Regions from separate parts of the Homo sapiens genome. Here region 1 is linked to region 2. Evidence: chromatin contacts called from ENCODE Hi-C or POLR2A ChIA-PET data. All regions are on one chromosome and are shown on one strand. Each heading gives the region's core, a stretch centred on a gene start or an enhancer-like site at or near the end of the contact. The rest is flanking DNA. Distances are from core to core; before and after follow the strand shown.

Evidence for each region. A loop is a pair of places that touch in the nucleus more often than their neighbours do. ChIA-PET counts read pairs that join two places held with the same protein, here RNA polymerase II (POLR2A). Pooled maps may share reads with other maps.
Region 1: a map of CD4-positive, alpha-beta memory T cell shows a loop between it and region 2 (13-fold over the local background). The contact joins the promoter of ANGEL1 here to the promoter of NPC2 in region 2. A Hi-C loop is called at or near these places in 1 of 168 maps with a recorded cell type or tissue (CD4-positive, alpha-beta memory T cell) and 8 of 50 pooled maps. POLR2A ChIA-PET finds 5 or more read pairs at or near these places in 1 of 52 experiments (Caco-2).

Annotation. Positions count from the first base shown.
Region 1 is chr14:76,811,194-76,816,953 of GRCh38, reverse strand. It overlaps ANGEL1 (angel homolog 1), which reads left to right and starts at 4,072. Exons shown (of 10, transcript NM_015305.4): 1 at 4,072-4,190. The coding sequence starts at 4,127. RefSeq lists a silencer at 4,005-4,434 and enhancers at 3,883-4,456, 4,457-5,031.
Region 2 is chr14:74,489,161-74,494,688 of GRCh38, reverse strand. NPC2 (NPC intracellular cholesterol transporter 2) reads left to right here and starts at 1,384. Exons shown (of 5, transcript NM_006432.5): 1 at 1,384-1,496. The coding sequence starts at 1,415. It overlaps ISCA2 (iron-sulfur cluster assembly 2), which reads right to left and starts at 924. Exons shown (of 4, transcript NM_194279.4): 1 at 844-924; 2 at 537-639; 3 at 299-414. The coding sequence starts at 914. RefSeq lists an enhancer at 842-921 and silencers at 1,122-1,401, 1,572-1,631.

The sequences.
Region 1 (5,760 bases), core at 2,823-5,322, 2.3 Mb before region 2:
ATCTTTGGGGTTGGTAATTTTATTCATTGTTGCTCAGCAGCCCAGATGTAAGAGCCAAGAAGAATAGTTTTACTGACCCACGCAGATATAATCTAAGAACAGTGGGCAGGAGAGTTGATGATATTGGGAAGAGTGATTTAAAAGAGGGGTCATGGGAATTCCATGTTGGATAGGGAAAGAAATGATGACTGAGGGAAAGCTTGAGAAGGACAGACTAGAGAAATCAAGGGTCTGATGGAGTTAAAAGAAAAGATGAAGTAGAAGTGGGAGAGGCAGAAAGCCATGAGAAAGCCATGCCATCAGAGTGGGTGTGTGAATTTATGATTTCAGACGGGAAACAGTGCCCAGTAATGACATATCCAAGGTGCAGCCAGGGAAGGGTGTGTCTGAAGCACATGGAAATGAAGGTCATTAAGGAGGTCATGGCAATGAGCTTCCAGGGGTTAGGATGGCTCATCCACACTGGTGACAGGAGGACTAGAGGTAGGGAAGAAGACTGTGAGTCCAGGGCTGAAGTTTCAAGGAATCGAGGAGTGGGCAGGAGGTCAAGGAAAGTCAAGGGTGAGGTTGGGGTAAACATTGATGACTGCCTGATAAATCTCTAATGAACACATGGATGCATGAATCAGTGAATAAGTGAGCAAATGAATGCATTAATTCAGACTAATCTGGCACATTCTGGGAATGCCTAGTCATAAATCTTGAGATTCCCAAAGAAAACACCAGGCTCAGAGAAGGCAGATTACTAGGAGTGTAGAGGCCTCAGGTTATCGTAAGAGTTGAAGATGAGCAAATCTTTTCAGCCTATCCTATCTGAGAAGCTGTTTGCACTCTCCAGAACAGCCCATGTTCAGTACGGTAGCTATTAGCTCCTTGCAGTATTCAGAACCTGAAATACGGCTAGTCCAAATTCAGATGTGATGTCCAAGTAAAATACACACTGGATTTTGAAGACTTAGTACAAAAAAAGAACATAAAATATCTCATCTTGAACTATTGATTACAAGTTAAAATACAAAATTTTTGGATCTATGGGGTAAAATAAAATATTATTAATTAATTTCACTTGCTTTATCAATTGATTTATTTTTACTTTTTACATGAGGCTACTAGAAAATTTTAAATTGCATATGTGGTTCACAACATATTTCTTTTGGGCAGCACTGTCCCAGGCGTTGGTCCGTAGCCTCTGTAATCCTGAAGAAAGCACTATGCCGCCCCAATATTTGCACATGTTCAACCAATAAGTTAATAAATGCAGCCACTCTGTTGGAATTCCACATATATTTGTTGTCATAAGTAAAATTTTAGCCCTCAAGGGCTTAAATTTCTTATAGACTGGAAATGTCCCTTTAAGAGAGCATCTTAAGTCTCTCAAAGTATTGCAAAACCTCCCACTTGCTCCATTACATAGGTTCTGCACCCTGGAAACCATGGTAGTGATGGATGCAGGTGCTCATACTTGTCTTCATTGTTAGCACAGCTGGAATGAATTGAGGGAATCGTCTCTCTTCTTGGGATATTTCTGAAACAATGAGGCTGGAGACTGTGCAGATTGCACTTGTAATTTTCCTCTGACTGGGGAAGCCTAAGGCTCCACTCCTTCGGCCAAGTCTCCTTGGAACCTGTAGTTATTGGCTTGCTTAGTAATACTCATTACAATTTGGAGGGCAGGAGCTCTATTTTAGCCAGAAATTGTGGAAGAAGATCCTACATCAGCCACGTCTGGAGCTGCTTTTCTGCCCAAATCCAAAAATGTAATAGTAAACATTGAGAGTTTATACTGGGTCAGGCACAATGAGGAAACTGAGGCCCCAAGAGCTTAGGCAACCTGAGAGATTCCACAGGTAAAAAGTGGCAGAGCCAGGATTTCAACTCAGTTGGTCTAACTCCAAAGCTTGTGATCCTTATATCACCCTACACCTTCCAACACGGCTGATTATGGACCAGGAAACAAAAAGAGGGAAGCCTCACTTAACTGGCCGCAGAAAAAGCCTCTGAAAGAACATAGATCAGTTGGGCTGACACATTGTGCCCACACTGTGCACTGAACAGCCCAGTTGAGACTGGATCCTTTAGCAGAGGTTCCCAAACCGTGCATTGGAATAAGTAAGTGTTTAAGGGCCTCATTCCAGGGCTGCTAAATCAGAACTCTGGGAGTAGGGCCTAGAAATTTGTATTTTGAAAGCATTTTCCCAGTGGAGATAAGGGAACCGTTACCCTTGATTAGGATCTGATTTGGAACTTGGACTTCTGGATAACTCATGGTACAAAATGGAAGGAGGGTACAAGGAGGGTTTTACTTAAGCTACATCAAAGGAGGGGGCCTGACCTCGGGAGCGCCTTTGGTAGATCCACCATTTGTGCACTAATTTCTAAGCAGCTTCCCAACCTTCAGATTGCTGGGCCTCTGTTTCATCTCAAAGGGATAAGTGCTGTTGCCTGAAGGCAGGCAGACATTGCCACCTCTAGAACTAAGGGTAAGTAGTGGGAAGGCCACAATACTAACTCTCTCCTTCTTCCTCCTATTAGCCTTTCAGTGTTATGATGTACCCAGCTGGTCCAGGATCTGGTGACTCCCCAGAAGGCTTCCCTGAACAACCAAGGCTCCAGCCACAAACTGGAAATCGTGCAACTCAGACACTGGGTACTGAAACTGGGTGCATTGTCCAGTCCCTCCTTCAGAGCCTGTTTGGGGTAGAAGATTGGGGGAGGGGGACTGGGGAAGAGAGACTCAAAGAGGTCGCAGGTGGCACAGAAGTGATGGCAGAACTGGCCTTCATTTAGTGACATATGCTTTGTTCAACCAGTCAGTAAAGGCTTATGTGGTGGCTAGTAGTGCTAGCGAATGCAGATTCGGCCGCTTGCAAAACCAACGAGCAAGGTCGTGGTATGGTAGAAGGAGACTGACTTTATTATAAACCAAAGCTAGCAGTGGGGAAAAACGATCCAGGCTTTTGCTTTAATGGAGCTGCTTCACATTTCCAAGCAAAATGCGAGGCTTTAAGAAGTTTTGGCATGGAGGGTATGCAAGGGGTGAGGCAGTGCAGGTCTTCATGACGAGTTCTGATGACTTGTCTTGAGTTACTGCCCATCTGGTGAATGGGCTGGCATCATCTCGGGCTGGGCTGAGTTATAAATTAACTGTAGCCTTGAATCAATCTCCTGGTGGAGATTTCCACAGATGCCTATATTGTTTCAAGATTTAGTCTCTGGAACTTTTAAGCGAACATACAATTAGATATGCTAACAGTGTGTATGGGGGGTGCTGGGGTGTCGGGGGGTGCCTAGTGGTTAACTGAACAAAAATAAAGAAATAGAAGTATATAACAAGAATATAACTTCCAAGCTGGGTACTTGGTTACAATAGGTGCTTGGATTGTATTAGAGATACCTCAAAGTGAGCAAACAACCAGCCAGAACTGGTCCCTGGCCTTGTGGAAGTTTCTCTCTTCTGTCTCTCTCCTCTCTCCCTTCTCTCTCTCCTCTCTTTGTCCTCTCTCCTTTCTTTCTTGACTTCCTTACCAATGGGAAACCCTGTTTTTCTAGATTAGGGAAAAGAAGGCCCGTTTAGAAAGTAGGGAAGGAGACAAAGTCTTACTTCCTGAAGCAAGGTAGGACTCAATTTGTGACCTAGAATCTGAGACAGGGAAGTAGAGGCAGGAAAACGGGGGAAATGGGGGAATAACTCGCTTCCTTTCTGGGTCGAGAAGGGCTAGAAGTCAAGGTTCAGTGGAGCCTTAGAGAAAGTCCAGCTCTTCATTTTACAGGTGAGGAAACTGAGGGGCGGAGAGGCTATAGTGTGGTAACAAGGTGGACACCTAGTCAGCTGCAGAAGTGGGAATAAACTGTGGCCTTTGAATAACACTATGGGGCCTCCAGTGAGGCGCTCAATTTTAATTCGGGACGCCTGGGTGGCAGCCGGGTGCTAGGGGTGGCTAGTTGCCATGGGAACCGGCTCCTCCCACTTCCTGCGTGCGCACCCGTAGACCTGCGCTCCCAATAAAGTTGTTGTTGAAGCGCGGCGGCGGCACCACGTGGGCCGGACCGGGCCGGGGGCGGGGCCGAGCTGAGGGAGGACCTGCTGGCTGCAGTGAGGAGCGGAGGCGGGCGCGGGCGGCCGGCCATGATCGCGTCGTGCTTGTGTTACCTGCTGCTGCCGGCCACGCGCCTCTTCCGCGCCCTCTCAGGTACCGGCCAGGCGTACCGACAGACAGGAGCCCGGCCAGGGCTCGCCTCTGCGGGGCTCCGCGGGCCTGGGGCGGCGTGCGGTTGGCCGGGCCTCACGACTACCGTGCCCCGGGCAGTGCCGAGGTGTAGGGAGGCGGTCCTGAGCCCCTGCCCCGCGGGCCCCTCCTGACCCCACGAGGCCTGGACCTGGCCGACGTCCCTCGTGGGCGGCCCCTCCTCCCGCCTGTTGTCAGATGGCGTCCGGCCGCGGTTAAGGTGGAGAGGAGCTGTGGACGGGCAGGGCCCTTTCCTGGCCCTGGGGGTGCAGAGAAATTGTGGGGTCGGCCAAGTCAGCACCCCGGCGGGTCGGGAAGGGGTAGTAGCTCGGACCTAGGCGAGTGCCCAAATTCTCAGCGGGCGAGGCGGGTCGGCTCTGGGAGGTTTATGGCCGAAGTACTGGACGCACCGATCTTCCCCAGGTTAACTTCACACTCGCCTTTCACTGCCACCTGGCAGCTCTCGCTCACCGGTGTCTTTGGTTGAAAAACGGACGTTCAATCAGAGACACATTTAGATCTCAGCTTTGGAGCATTCCTGCCCCCACTCCCGGCGGTTTAGAGGGAGATGTGCTGGGGTGGGGGCAATGCCCAGTCGATACCTCAAAGAGGGGGTGTTTATTTCGTTATTGTTTCATAATTTGTCTGCATTCTCTATTTCTGGGCTTTGAAATTACGGAGGGTTTTATGCGACCATCAGTTTCTGAGATCCCATGGAACTCGCAGACTTTTTGCCTTTAATTTATGGGACAGGACCAAGAAGTACTTAGGAATGAGGGCTCCAATTGTATATTCTGTGGTTTTCCTTTGTGGAACTTTACACAATTGGTACGCAATGTGTGTGTCATTGATAATATATATTTCATATAGAAATATTTTAAATTTTACTGTGTATCTGCCATTAGAATGCAAACTTCAGGAGCGCAGGGCCACGTCCATTTTGTTCGCTGTATCTCTGGTGTTAACACATTGCTTGGTATACAGTAGGCACTCAGTGAATTCAGGAATGTCTTGTGTGTCCATACTTCTGAGGAATGTGGGAAACTCCACAGAAGTAATTGTTTCCAGAGAACTAAACATATTCTTTTAACTATGTTGCTGTTTTTCCTGGAGCTCTTCTAATGCCTTAGTGATACAGTATACTAGTCCAGAGGTTTCCAGACCAGTAGAGTTCTAGGGATCTCAGAGGAGGGCCCCCCCCGCCCCCCCACCTACACATTACAGTAGTCCCACTTATATTTACTTGGCATATTTGGTTTCCAGATAAGATTTTTAAAAAACAAAAGCATTCTGCTGCTGAAAATCCACCACCACCACCACCAAAAGACATCTACCAAAATTGAAAGCTAGTAACTTCGTGCATATGAACCAAAGAACCTCTGCCATCTGGTATACACAGAGGATATTTCAAGGGGCAGATAATCAGGAAGTCCTTGAGGCTAAAGCTCAACGACCCAGCCCATACATAGGTTTAGAGCAGGGTTTCTCAATCTCAGCACTGTTGACGTTTTGGACCGGATCATTTGGTGTGGGT
Region 2 (5,528 bases), core at 135-2,634:
TTGAGGCAAAATGATTCAATGGAATAAATACTGGGAAACGTGTAGGGACTTAAGCCTGGAATCTAGTCCGGCCTGACTTTCTACCGACTACCCAATGGACCTGGGCAGATCAATTTTGCTCCTATAACTTAGTTACTTTGATTCAGAACAACAAACCTTTACTGCATCCTCACTGTGAGACGGGCGGTGTTAACCATCCCAGGTAAACCCTTTAAATTTGGAATAAAAGTGCACCTTAAACTGGAGACACTTTTGTCCCTCCTGTACCTCCTTTGGGGGCCCACCCCTTCCTCCTTGCCTGTCGTCGGGGTTGATAACTGTATCCAGTGAAAATTTGTATTGGAATCCGGAGCATCCACCTCCCTCCACTTGCAGCCTGAGGAATTCTGACCCTTCGGTGATTTCCAAAAGCCTCTGAAATGCAGGAAGGGGGATCAAGAATAGCGGGAAACGGGAGTTAAAGGGCTGAGTGAAGAGCAGTTCCCGCTGCTCCCGCCAATCGCCTGGGTACCGCCGCTCCGCGTCCGGCCTCCTACCTGGACGCAACTGTCTGTGAGGCGGATCTGCCCTTCGCCGGCCTCGGGGCTGGAGGACGACGCCTCCCGACGCGCCTGGGGTCCCAGGGAGGCCGTGAGGAGCCTGCGCGCAAGGGAGGAGGGTGAGCCCGGGAGCAGAAGGGGCACCTTGCAACCCTCGACCTGGAGCGCCTCACGCTAAACCTGGCGACCCCCACCTGGACGGCCTCCCACCAAACCCTCGCATCCCCCACAGGCCTTAGTTTCCCATTTGTCCTAGAGGCGCAGAACCAAACACCCTTTCCAGGTGCCTTTCTAGTCTTGGTACCTGCCCCTCGGCCAGGGAGTGACCGCTCTCTGCGTCGCGGCCGTTAGGGACGACCCCCAGGCGGCAGCCATCTTCCTCCACAAGCTCCGCCCCTCGCGTCTCCCCCGTTTCTCACCCGGGGCCTCGGGAGGCGGAGAGAACGAACAGGAGGCCGGGACTTCACGGAGGCCCCGCCCCCCCAACATGCCTATTGGGTAGTGCGGGAGGAGAAGGTGTCTGATTGGCTAGGAATGCTCCAGACGGCAGCGGCGGGGACGCACCCAGGAAGCCGGAGAGGTGCTCTAAAGGGAAGGAACGGGGCGGGGAGGAGTGAGGCGGGGCGGGGCGGAGGTGGGTCCGGGCGGGTCAGGCCTCTGAGGGGATGGCATGGGCGGAGACTGCAGGCTTCTGGGCCTGAGAGGGCTGGAGCTGGCTTTCCGGAGCCGGGGGCGGGGCGCGGGCGGGCCTCAGCTGTGGTTACTGGTGACAGGTCGCCTGACTGGGCTCCTCCCCGGGCCCGCCCCGACAGGTTTGTCTTGTGACCGCGGGCGGCCGCTGCTTCTTTCCCGAGCTTGGAACTTCGTTATCCGCGATGCGTTTCCTGGCAGCTACATTCCTGCTCCTGGCGCTCAGCACCGCTGCCCAGGCCGAACCGGTGCAGTTCAAGGACTGCGGTGAGCCCCAGGCCCGCCCAAGGTTCCCGCGCCCTCTGTGGAAGGCCCCGCCGGACCCCCGCGCTGAGACCCCTGGGGCTGGGCTGGGCGGATCCCTCGGGCGGCCAGGCTGAGCCTTGGACCCTACCTAACTGGAATGGGCTGGGTCGGGGGAGAAGGCGCCGGCCTCCATGAAACCCGACCGCGCACAACTTTGTTTCTTTCCTTAGAACGCGTGTTTTGGGGTTCCTGGGAACTCCAGGAGGTGGGCCTTTTGCTGAAGTTTCCTAAAGTTTGTAGGGCGGACAACAGAAGGGCTGTATCCAGCTCTGGTGGAGGGGTGGAGCACAGAACTTCTTTTTATTTATGCTTTGTATCTTGGAATCCCGCCTCCCCCTTCCAACTCCTTTTGCTTTTCTTTTAATTTCGTTTTTGCTGACAAGTCAAAAGTCAATTCCCCTTTTTCATCATTTATTGTTACAAATAGGACTTCCTTTGGGCTTTGGAATCTTGTGATTCTTAATCAGTTTTTCCTTGTATAAATCTCATTGTGTCTCTAATCACAGCTTGTGATACATAACTCCCTCTCGCCGCTGTGGTTGGAATCTTTGTTGGAAAATACAACAGGTGGTAGAAATTCTGAGTGCCTTCATTGAGTCGAGTCTATAGAATTGTCGGAACAGAAACTCGAGCAATGTTGTTCAGAGGTGGAGATAGAGAGATAGAACTGTCAATGAAAGAGGCATGAAACTGACTTTGTAAGATCTATGAGTGGAAAGGAAGCACGGAGATCGTATAATCAATCATTGAATTCCAGGGATGTTGGGTAGCCTACCTAAAGTCACGCAGCAGAATGGGGAGCCAGAGTAAGTGTAACCGCCCAAGGGGTTCACCTTGCGCATTGCCTAGACAGAGCGGATTTATCAAGATGGGATTTGCAGTGGCGAAAAGAGTAATTCACGCAGAGCCGGCTGTGGGGGAGGCCGGAGTTTTATTGTTACTCAGATCAGTCTCCCCGAGCATTCGGGGATCAGAGTTTTTAAGGATAATTTGGCGGGTATGGGCTTGGAAAGTGGGGAGTGCTGATTGGTCAGGTTGAAGATAAAATCATAGGAGAGTCGAAGTGAGTTCTTCTTGCTGACCTCTGGGTGGTGTCATTTGCTGCATCGGAATGCAGGATCTGCAAAATATCTCAAGCACTGACCTTAGGTTTTACAATAGTGATATCATTACCAGGAGCAATTTGGGGAGGTTCAGACTCTTACAGCCAGAGGCGGCGTGGCCCCTAAACTCGTAGCTAATTTGTTAGTCCTACAAAGGCAGACCGGTCCCCAGGCAAGAAGGGGTTTTTCAGGAAAGGGCTATTATCCATTTCGTTTCAGAGTTTAAACTATAAATTCCTCTCCAAGACTAGTTCAGCCTACACCCAGGAATGAACAAAGACAGTTTAGAGGTTAGAAGGAAGATGGGTAGGTGAGTCCTGATCTCTTTCACTGTCTTAATTTCCTCAGGATTTTTGCAAAGGCGGTTTCATAAGTTTGCTGCTTTATATCCAGTGCCCAGGTAATAGTAACTGCTCAATGAAATGTGTTGAAAACATAGATGGAAATCTTTTTCCCCTATGTCATAAAAATTCATGTTGAGACAAAAGCAAAGTTGGGGATTAGGGGACAGGATTGATTAAGGAATGGAGTGCTGGCCGATTAACACTTAAATGCTATTCCATTGATTTAGGAGACTGGCACTTGAAAGCTATTATCGCTTCAAATTACTGCCTTTCCCTCCATTAAACTTAGTAGCCAGCGTTTGGATGAAGACACTATTAATTTTAATAACTCATTCCGGCCAGGCACAGTGGCTCACACCTGTAATCCCAGCACTTTGGGAGGCCAAGACGGGCAGATCACGAGGTCAAGAGATTGAGACCATCCTGGCCAACATGGTGAAACCCCATCTCTACTAAAAATACAAAAATTAGCTGGGCATGGTAGTGTGCACCTGTAGTCCCAGCTACTCGGGAGGCTGAGGCAGGAGAATCGCTTGAACCCGGGAGGTGGAGGTTACAGTGAGCCAAGATCACGCCACTGCACTCCAGCCTGGCGACAGAGCAAGACTCCGTCTCAAAAAAATAAAATAAAATAAAATAACTCATTCCATCCTCACAAGCTGTCTTACAGATGAGGAAAGCGAAGCACATAGAGTAACTTGCCCAAGATCTCACACCCAGTAAGTGGTAGGAAACCGTGGGTCTTTGTGAGCCACTTTGGGTTTCCAAAAAAAGAAGGGAAATAAATCCAGAAATTATTCTACTTATTTGAAAAAGCAGGAGTACACCTATGGGAAGAAGCTTTTAAAGGGAAGAAGGGTTTCAGTTACAGATTTATAATTTACTTTTGAATTGGGAAATATGATATAAAGACTTCAGTGCCCACATCAAAGATTTTTGTGTTCCACTCTACACCCACCTTCCCTGGCGTGGGATTTCCTCAAGTGAGAAAGTGGACCAAGCAAACTAATTTTGTAATGTTTGCTGGTTAGAACAGAGGAGTTTGTTCTATTGACACTGGAAGTCTAAGAACCTCTTGTCATCAGAAAACTGGATGAAAGAGCTATAAGTACTACCCTTTACTTACTTCCTACTAGATTATGTGACTCAGCCTTGAAAGAAGCAGGTGGAAGCTGGACATTGAAAGCCTTAACATTAGCACTGATTTTCAATAGATTGTTGATTGAAGTTCGGGATTTCTTTTTTCCCTATTCACCAAAAATGGGTTGGAGTGGAAGAGAGTGTTTCTCAAACTGTTTTGGATGCTTAAGAGTGTGTGCAGTTTAAGAACTTTGCAATGATGGAGAAGCAAGCTGAGGGATAAAGGACTGCAAGGTACTATTTACTGACCTAGCTGGAGCAGTGTTGGTCAGTGTGATGATAGTTAAAGAGACTGTTCCACCCAAGGGTAGGTACAGGCAGCAAAGAACATCTACTTAGATTTCTGAGTTCATATCATACTTTTATAGTACTGAGCTAATCTGGTGACTGACTGCATAGCAGATAATGTACTCTCAACCTGCAGTTTGCCTCTGTCTTCATGCATTCCACTTTTGAGACAGAAAGAGTCCATCCTATTGGCTAGAAACATAATTTCTATCCACAAAGTATATTTGAGGTGAGAGGTCCAGTTTTTGTGTCAGAAGGGAACTTGCTAACCTACCCAGGAGCAGCTATTCTAGATTAAACTCATGGACTAAATCCAGATATGATAATAATAGTAAATATATGTATCACTATGTTCCAAACACTTACCTAAGATCTGTATTTGTGTTAGCTCAGCTACACCATTATCTCCAGAGAGGTAAAGTATCTTGCCTTGAGGCTATACAGTAAGTAGCAGAGATAGTGAGATTTCAAACCCAGGCATCCGGCACCAGAGTCTGCCTCTCAGCAATGATGGCTGAATGGCAGAACTTAACTTACCCTGTTACAGGCACTGTTATCAGGCAGTTCACCTGCATTCTCTCCCATTCAACTGCCCAGTCTCTGGGGCAGGAGGAAATGGGATTTTTAAAGGCTTTATTTAAACCTTTTTTGGTCAAGCATTTATTGTATACAAGTACTTTTGTCCTTGGTTAGACTGAGATTAAAATACATACATACACACACAGACACACACACACACACTTATTTTAAGAACGCAGGTTCCCAAAATCGAGTATACATCTGTAGATTGCAGATGTGTGCTTAAAATCAGTTTTTGAAACTACTTAGAAACAACCTGGACAAGTCAGATGAATCCAATTTCTTTTCTTAAATTTTTTAATTTTGAAAAATATGTATTTGTTTTGAGGATTCCCAGGGATAAATCCTATTTCTGACTCTTTCTAGTACCTTCTTAGGTCTCATCCTTATGTTTTTAACATATGCAGTATTTGCAAGTGTATCATTCCCAGCAGCTATATAGACCTAGGCCAAGTTAATATTTCAGAGGAAATGAAACCCAGACTCAGGTAGCAGTATTCTTCTTTAATGCAGCTGGCACTTCTGCCATCTTGGCTGTG